2 separate regions of the Homo sapiens genome follow, and region 2 is linked to region 1. A link is an interaction called in ENCODE POLR2A ChIA-PET data of the cell type or tissue named here. Cell type or tissue: Caco-2. All regions are shown on one strand. Each heading gives the region's core, and the rest is flanking DNA. Links, peaks and the distances in the headings are about the cores only.

Evidence for each region. Peaks named below come from ENCODE experiments on the same cell type or tissue, not always from the same donor. Only the 100,000 strongest peaks of a DNase experiment are listed, where the experiment ranks them.
Region 2: POLR2A ChIA-PET joins it to region 1 with 12 read pairs; 3 of 35 experiments call an interaction of 5 or more read pairs at or near these places.

The regions. Positions count from the first base shown.
Region 1 is chr12:7,744,930-7,749,318 of GRCh38, reverse strand. It overlaps CLEC4C (C-type lectin domain family 4 member C), which reads left to right and starts at 1,944. Exons shown (of 6, transcript NM_001371390.1): 1 at 1,944-2,001; 2 at 2,896-2,988. The coding sequence starts at 1,971. RefSeq lists enhancers at 1-68, 89-168. In Caco-2, for the core only: no CTCF peak of the experiment used is centred there; no DNase peak of the experiment used is centred there.
Region 2 is chr12:7,823,944-7,828,332 of GRCh38, reverse strand. It overlaps SLC2A14 (solute carrier family 2 member 14), which reads left to right. Exons shown (of 11, transcript NM_001286234.2): 7 at 651-838. Among named protein-coding and RNA genes, the nearest start is that of NANOG, 37 kb to the right of the region's middle. RefSeq lists an enhancer at 1,472-2,008. In Caco-2, for the core only: no CTCF peak of the experiment used is centred there; a DNase peak (open chromatin) is centred at 2,442.

The DNA of each region.
Region 1 (4,389 bases), core at 260-4,259:
GCCTCCCAAAGTGCTGAGATTATAGGCACGAGCCACTACACCTGGCCACAAAATTCTTTAAAGAAGCCAATCCCATCCTCCCTCAAGAGCCAAGGGGCCACCTCACCCTCTTGTTACAGCAGATCCTGCCTCCCACAGTCACCCTGCTCCCAAGTGCAACCTCTGTCTGACCCTGCATGGTGTGCGGTGCCCTCCTGCCTCAGGCCGTGAGTACATGCAGCTGAACTGCTGTCAGTCTTATCTGTCCAGTGTCGGGTGTTGTGTGTCCAGCCACCCATAACCCTGGGTTGGGACTCCCTCCCTCACCAACCGGGGGAAGAAGTAGTGAGCAAACCATCTACCAATTCTTATCTAGATTTATCCTCTTCAGCTGTAGCTTTTGCAATACTCTGGTCATACTCAAAGCATTCTGCTGGGATGTCACCTGAGCTGGGCCTACATGCAATTCTGCTTTTCTTCTGAGAAAATAATTTGTCATTCTTTCTGCTTTTATAATTTGTTCTATTTTAAATTATTTTTCTCATTTTTGCCTTTGCTCCTTTCTTCTCAGCATTGTATACTCAAAGGAATACCCTCATACTCTACATTTTAATCCAAGACAGAGGAAAGCAACAGGGAGAACCCCTGAGGCAGGGGCAGAGGGAGGTTCAGGGAACTGTAAATGGGAGGTAGACAAGAGACCAAACAGGACTTTAAGTTGTTTCAGCAAGTATACAGCTTAGAAAGGATCTCATTGGTCTGGGTCCTAAAATATCTCAAAGGATGGCTGCTAACTCAAAACTTTTTTTTTTTTGAGACTGAGTCTTGCTCTGTCACCCAGGGTGGAGTGCAGTGGCACGATCTCGGCTCACTGTAAGCTCCGCCTCCCGGGTTCAAGCAATTTTCCTGCCTCAGCCTCCTGAGTAGCTGGGACTACAGGCATGCACCACCACACCTGGCTAATTTTTGTATTTTTAGTAGAAACGGGGTTTCACCATGTTGGCCAGGATGGTCTCGATCTCTTGACCTCGTGATCCGCCCACCTCAGCTTCCCAAAGTGCTGGGATTATAGGCATGAGCCACCGTGCCCAGCTCAAAACTTTTTTCTCACTACTCTACAATTAAATCTCAGTTGAACTCTGGGAAGATTCTGGAATACCTAGGTTCTTTCTTTCTCAGTGTCTATTTCACCAGTAGTTGTAACCATCCTTCAACCAAACATCTCCATTTGAGTAGCATAGGCTATAATGGATTTTCTCTATTTAAGATTACTCAGCAGTGGCCGGGCACGTGGTGGCTCACAACGGTAACCCCAGGACTTTGGGAGGCTGTATTAGTCCGTTTTCATACTGCTGATAAAGACATACCTGAGACTGGGCAATTTACAAATGAAAGAGGCTTTTTTTTTTTTTTTTTTGGAGATGGAGTTTTGCTCTTGTTGCCCAGGCTGGAGTGCAACGGCAGGAGGTCAGGAGTTCGAGACAAGCCTGGCCAGTATGATGAAACCCTGTCACTACTAAAAATACAAAAATTAGCTGGGCATGGTGGCACATGCCTGTAGTCCCAGCTGCTCGGGAGGCTGAGGCAGGAGAATCGCTTGAACCCGCGAGGCAGAGGTAGTAGTGAGCTGAGATTGCACCACTATACTCCAGCCTGGGTGGCAGAGTGAGACCCTGTCTAGAAAAAAAAAAAAAAAAAAAAAAAAAAGACAATCAGACCTGCAACCATGAACTGTTTTTCATGTATTTCTCGATTTCCTTGTTTGTGTTTCCTTATTTCTGAACATGATGTATGTTTTAAATTGAAAGCTTTAGCTCACTGCAGAGTCTCCTAAGTCACATCTCTTCCTTTGCAAGAGTAGGCGAAGAAGGATCTAAGGGCTTGGCTTGTTTGAAAGAACCACACCCCGAAAGTAACATCTTTGGAGAAAGTGATACAAGAGCTTCTGCACCCACCTGATAGAGGAAGTCCAAAGGGTGTGCGCACACACAATGGTGCCTGAAGAAGAGCCTCAAGACCGAGGTAAGCACTCATCTTCTCAGTTCTAGGGAAGGTAGTAGGAGCAGGATGGAGTGGGAAACAGGCATTGAGGTGATAGGGATGACTTTGGAAGAAGAAGTAGACAGCTTTTCATAAATAATAGTAATTTCAGTATGGAAACAGGTATGGACCCAAGATACTTGGATCAGGGAAAGATGAAAGAAAAAAAGAAAGGCCGGGCGGGCGCGGTGGCTCACGCCTGTAATCCAGCACTTTGGGAGGCCGAGGTGGGCAGAGCACCTGAGGTCAGGAGTTCGAGACCAGCCTGACCAACATGGAGAAACCCTGTCTCTACTAAAAATAGAAAATTAGCCAGGCGTGGTGGCACATGCCTGTAATCCCAGCTACTTGGGAGGCTGAGGCAGGAGAATCACTTGAACCTGGGAGGCGGAGGTTGCAGTGAGCCGAGATCGTGCCATTGCACTCCAGCCTGGGCAACAGGAGTGAAACTCCATCTCAAAAAAAAGAAAAAAAGAAAAACAACTCGGGCCTAGAAGGCCTTAAAGGAATATGAATTTGGCCAGGCATGCAGGCAAATGCCTAAAGTCCCAGCTACTCAGAGGTTGAGGCAGGAGGACCACTTAAGCCTGGAAGTTTGAGGCCAAGGCTGTGCAATTCAAGGGAAAAGAGAGTAAGGAATTGGAAAGTACAGTTTACTCTGAGAGTTTTGCCTGGATTTGTCTTGGGTTCCAGGGTACTATCTGGTCATTTGTTCTGAGATAATTTCTATAATCTCTTTTTGCTTTCACATTTTTTCTGTTTTAATTAGTTTTGATCATAGCCTGACTTTATTATTCTAAGATTTTTGGGACTCTGGTTTCCTGGCTCTTTGGCAGTGGGGATTATGACTGTGCATTTGTCATGCTGATCTGACAGAGAAAGGACTCTGGTGGTTCCAGTTGAAGGTCTGGTCCATGGCAGTCGTATCCATCTTGCTCCTCAGTGTCTGTTTCACTGTGAGTTCTGTGGGTAAGTTCTTGGCTGGAGTGCAGTCATCTCTTGGTCCTTTTCCCAATCACATTTTATCAATTTCCTGAAGAAACACGTTCCTCTTTCTTTTTTTTTCTTTTTTTTTTTTTTTTTTTTGAGACGGAATCTCGCTCTGTCGCCCAGGATGGAGTGCAGTGGCGTGATCTCGGCTCACTGCAAGCTCACCTCCCGGGTTCATGCCATTCGCCTGCCTCAGCCTCCCGAGTAGCTGGGACTACAGGTGCCCGCCACCATGCCTGGCTAATTTTTTGTATTTTTAGTAGAGACGGGTTTTCACTGTGTTAGCCAGGGTGGTTTCGATCTCCTGACCTCGTGATCCGCCCACCTTGGCCTCCCAAAGTGCTGGGATTACAGGTGTGAGCCACCGCGCCCGGCCACGTTCCCCTTTCTTGACATAAAATGGCAACCCTAACTGAGAAGGCTATGTTTCTAATAAAATGAGTTATTACTATTATTAATTATTCTGGATAATTGTGTGTACTTCCAGGTTTCTTTGCCTGGTTTTAGTTGCATTTTTCAAATGTGATCATAACTGTCTTGGTCAGCTTGGGCTGCCATAACAAAATACCATAGACTGGGCCAGGCGTGGTAGCTCATGCCTGTAATCCCAGCACTTCGGGAGGCCAAGGCAGGCAGATCACCTGAGGTCAGGAGTTCAAGACCAGCTTGGACCATATAGTGAAACCCTGTCTCTACTAAAAATACAAAAATTAGCTGGGTGCAGTGACTCGCGCCTGTAATCCCAGCTACTTGGGAGGCTGAGGCAGGAGACTCAGTTGAACCCAGGAGGCAGAGGTTGCAGTGAGCCGAGATCACGCCACTGCACTCCAGCCTGGGTGACAGAGTGAGACTCTGTCTCAAAAAAAAAAAAAAAAAAAAAAAAAAGCATAGACTGAGTGAGTTAAAAAACAGATATTTATTTTCTGATGGTTCTGGAGGCTGGAAGTCTGACATGAGGATGTCAGGATGGTTGGGTATGGTGAGGTCCCTCTTCCTGGCTTACAGCTGATGCCCTCTTGCTGTGTCCTCACATGATGGAGGGAGTGCTAGCTCGTCACGGTTTCTTCTTATAAGAGCATTCATCTCACCATGAGAGCCCCCCCTCATAACCTCATCTAAACCTGATTTCCTCCCAAAGCCCCTATCTTCAAATACCACAAATTGGAGCTTGGGACTTCCATATATGAACTTGGGGAGGACGCAATTCATTCTATAACAATAACTCCACTTTGATGGGTGTGCTGATGGTGGGTACCATCTAGTTGATCTGCTCCTTTGTTTTAAAAAAGTCTCTATTGGGAACATAACTATTATTCTTTCTATGATGCTATAATTGTATTACTGTGGGGTTTTAATCTTCATGTGAGATTCTTCCCAACA
Region 2 (4,389 bases), core at 116-4,115, 79 kb before region 1:
AGTGCAGTGGCGCAATCTCGGTTCACTGCAACCTCTGCCTCCCAGGTTCAAGTGATTCTCCTGCCTTAGCCTCCCGAGTAGCTGGGACTACAGGTGCGCGCGACACCACGCCAGCTAATGTTTTTGTGTTTTTATTAGAGATGGAGTTTCACCATGTTGACCAGGCTGGTCTCAAACTCCTGACCTTGTGATTCGCCTGCCTTGGCCTCCCAAAGTGATGGGATTACAGGTGTGAGCCACCGCGCCCAACCCATCTAATTTGTATTTTTTTTTTAAGTGAAAGCAAGTTTATTAAGAAAGTAAAGGAATAAAAGAATGGCTACTCGATAGACAAAGCAGCGACTAATTTGTATTTTTATTAGAGATGGGCTTTCACCATGTTGGCCAGGCTGGTCTCAAACTCACCTCAGGTGATCCACAAGCCTCGGCCTCACAAAATGCTGGGATTACAGGCACGAGCCACCGCACTGGGCTCTGATTACTCTTGAGTAAAATTTTCAGCCCCTAAAGAATGAGGTGAGAGGGCAGGTTCAGGAATGGATGCTACCCATCACCTCACCTCGTGCGGCCCTTTCCTGGCTGCCTTACAGGAAGAATGAATTTGGGGCAGCACATTCTCTTTATCCTTTCCTCTTTCTTCTTTTCACCAGTCCTCCAGCGGTTGTGGGGCACCCAGGATGTATCCCAAGACATCCAGGAGATGAAAGATGAGAGTGCAAGGATGTCACAAGAAAAGCAAGTCACCGTGCTGGAGCTCTTTAGAGTGTCCAGCTACCGACAGCCCATCATCATTTCCATTGTGCTCCAGCTCTCTCAGCAGCTCTCTGGGATCAATGCTGTGAGTGTGATACTTTAGGGTCAAACGTGTCTTACAATATTTCACTTAAAATGCCAGGCATGGTGGCGGTGTGCCTCTGTAGTCCCAGCTACTCAGGAGGCTGAGGCAGGAGAATCGCTTGAACCCGGGAGGCGAAGGTTGCAGTGAGCTGAGATTGCGCCATTGCACTCTAGCCTGGGTGACAGAGTGAGAAACTTCGTCTAAAAAAAAAAAAAAAAAAAAAAGACAAAAATTAGCTGGACGTGGTGGTGCGCTACTCAGGAGGCTGAGGCCGGAGAATTTCTTGGATCTGGGAGGCGGAGGTTGCAGTGAGTGGAGATTGCGCCATTGCACTCCAGCCGGAGCAACCAGGGCAGAACTCCTTATAGAAAGAAATAAAAAGAAAGAAAGAAAGAAAGAGAAAGAAAGAAAGAAAGAAAGAGAGAGAGAGAAAGAAAGAGAGAGAGAGAAAGGAGAGAAAGAGAGAGAAAGGAGAGAAAGAGAGAGAGAGAAAGGAGAGAAAGAGAGAAAGGAGAGAAAGAGAGAGAGAAAGAGAGAGAAGAAAGGAAAGAAAGGAAAGGAAAGGAAAGAAAAAGGAAAAAGAAAGAAAGAAAGAAAGAAAGAAAGAAAGAAAGAAAGAAAGAAAGAAAGAAAAAAGAAAGGAAGGAAGGAAGGAAGGAAAGAAAGAAAGAAAGAAAAAAGAGCGAGCCTGGAAGTACACTGGCAACTTCAGACTGAGCTGACTTTACCAGTCTCTATGTTTTTACAAGTAGAATAGGGAGCATGATAGTTTAAAGAGGGCGGCAAAACAGAAGCTAGCATTTGACAGGTAACCCTTGTATTCCATGCAAATATCAGCTTCCTGCTATTGAGTGTGGATTGTGGGAAGAGAGTACTCCTGTGCCTTCTAGTCAATTGTGGATAAAATACGGATATGAAGAGCACCCTTGTACTTCATCCCCTGAGGGTTTTCCATTAGTCTTTGATCAATGGGATTAAATCATTTTGTAACAAAGCATTTTGCAAAACTTAGTATTTTGAGCATTTTAATACTAAGTTGGTTCTTGGCCTTTTCTCCTACCTAACACACCAGATATTTGTATTTGAAGTGGCAGTGCTTCTTGTGAGGGGTTAGAAGCTGTTTTATCAGAATGTACAAGGAGCCAGGTGTGGTGGCTGCTCATGCCTGTAGTCCCAGTTACTACTCAGAGGTTGAGGTGGGAATATCACTTAAGCCAAGGAGTCAAGCCTGGGCAATATAGCATGACCCTGTCTTAAAAAAAAAAAAAACTTGGGAGGAAATACACAGTAGTTAGAAAAAGCCTCCTAGGTGATTTTGATGAATCCCAGTCTCAAATTTCCTCATTTGGAAATGATAATGTAGGCCACACGTATTACTGGAGAAAAATGTGCTCCCGAGACTTTCCAGAGCAGCAGAGCTGGGACTAGGCAGGTGAGGCAGCTACGTGCAAGTGTAGCCCTGAGAATGAGCACCTCTTTAAAGAATGTACCTTGCGTTAGTTCTGTGCCTGTTTAAAAAAAAAAAGAAAGAATAAAAGAATGCACCTGAGGCAACTCCCTAGCTGCCTCACCACAGTCTGGGCCCTGCAAAACAGGGTCAGAAAAAAATCACCTGTGGGAAATTACAGATGATCCATGAGCATTCTGAGGAACAGACTCCTCCCACTTCAGAGTGGTATGTGCATACTTTCTTTCTTTCTTTTCTTTTCTTTCTTTTTTTTTTTTTTTGTGAGACAGAGGAGTCTCACTTTGTCACCCAGGCTAGAGTGCAGTGATGCAATCTTGGCTCACTGCAACCTCTGCCTCCGGGTTCAAGCGATTCTTCTGCCTCAGCCTCCCAAGTAGCTGGGACTACAGGCACGTGCCACCATGCCCAGCTAATTTTTTGCATTTTTAGTAGAGATTGGGTTTCTGTGTGTTAGCCAAGATAGTCTCAATCTCCTGACTTTGTGATCTGCCCGCCTCGGCCTCCCAAAGTGCTGGGATTACAGGCATGAGCCACCGCGCCTGGCTTGCTCTTTCTTTTTTTTTTTTTGAGAGGTAGTCTTGCTCTGTCGCCCAGGCTAGAGTGCAGTAGCGCAATATCAGCTCATAGCAACCTCTACCTCCTGGGTTCAAGTGATTCTCCTGCCTCAGCCTCCCAAGTAGCTGGAATTACAGGCGGCCGACACCACACACAGCTAATTTTGTATTTTTAGTAGAGACGGGCTTTCACCATGTTGACCAGTCTGGTCTTGAACTCCTGGCTTCAAGTGATCCACCCGCCTCGGCCTCCCAAAGTGCTAGGATTACAGGCATGAGCCACCATGCCCAGCCTATACCTTAATTATTGTTGGACTAAAGTGGCTCCCAATTTAGTCAATGAGCAGATTTTGCTCCACATATAATCATCACCCAAAGTTAGCTGCACCGGAATTATGGGGGATGGGATTCCTGAGTCAGCTGAATCCAGAGTCTCCGTGTAAGAGGGCTGGAAATTGCCTGTAAAAAAATAAATCTGGGCCGGGGACAGTGGCTCATGCCTCTAATCCCAGCACTGTGGGAGGCTGAGGCTGGCAGATCACCTGAGATCAGGAGTTCGAGACCAGCCTGACCAACATGGCAAAAGCCTGTCTCTACTAAAAATATAAAAATTAGCCGGGCGTGGTGGATGCACCATCTAAAAATCAATCAATCAATCAATCAGTCTGATGCATAGCAGGCTTGGAAATCACTTTTCCAACCTACTTTTGTGCAAACAATGTATTCTTTTTTTTTTTTTTTTTTGAGACAGAGTCTCTGTCACCCCGGCTGGAGTGTAGTGGCACAATCTCGGCTCACTGCAACTTCCACCTCCTGGGTTCAAGTGATTCTCCTGCCTCAGCCTTCTGAGTAGCTGGGATTACAGGCGTGCACCACTTCGCCTGGCTAATTTTGTGTTTTTAGTAGAGACAGGGTTTTTCCAGGTTAGTCAGGCTGGTCTCGAACTCCTGACCTCAAGTGATCTGCCCGCCTATGCCTCCCAGAGTGCTGGGATTACAGGTGTGAGCCACCTCACCTGGCCCAAGAAGTTTTATTGAGATGTGTACATGTACATTAGGTTTTTGATGTGTAGACATTGTGATAAGGTAGATAATTGTGATAACTATTTATTGCTTGTTTAAACTGCTCAAGTAATTACTTTTGTACCAACCTAATATCTTTCCCCACAAGCTTGACGTCATCATATAATATGTTGAGGTTTTGTTTTGTTTTGTTTTGAGACAGAGTCTTACTCCGTTGCCCAGGCTGGAGTGCAGTGGCTCGATCTCGGCTCACTGCAACCTCTGCCTCCCAGGTTCAAGCAATTCTCCTGTCTCAGCCTCCTGAGTAGCTGGGACTACAGGCACCTGCCACCACACCCGGCTGATTTTTGTATTTTTAATAGAGACAGGGTTTCACCTTGTTGGTCAGCCTGGCCTTGAACTCCTGACCTCAGATGATCCACTCACCTCAGCCTCCCAATGTGCTGGGATTACAGTCGTGAGCAACTGCGCCTGGCCAATTATAATCTTATTTTAGAAAATATAAGT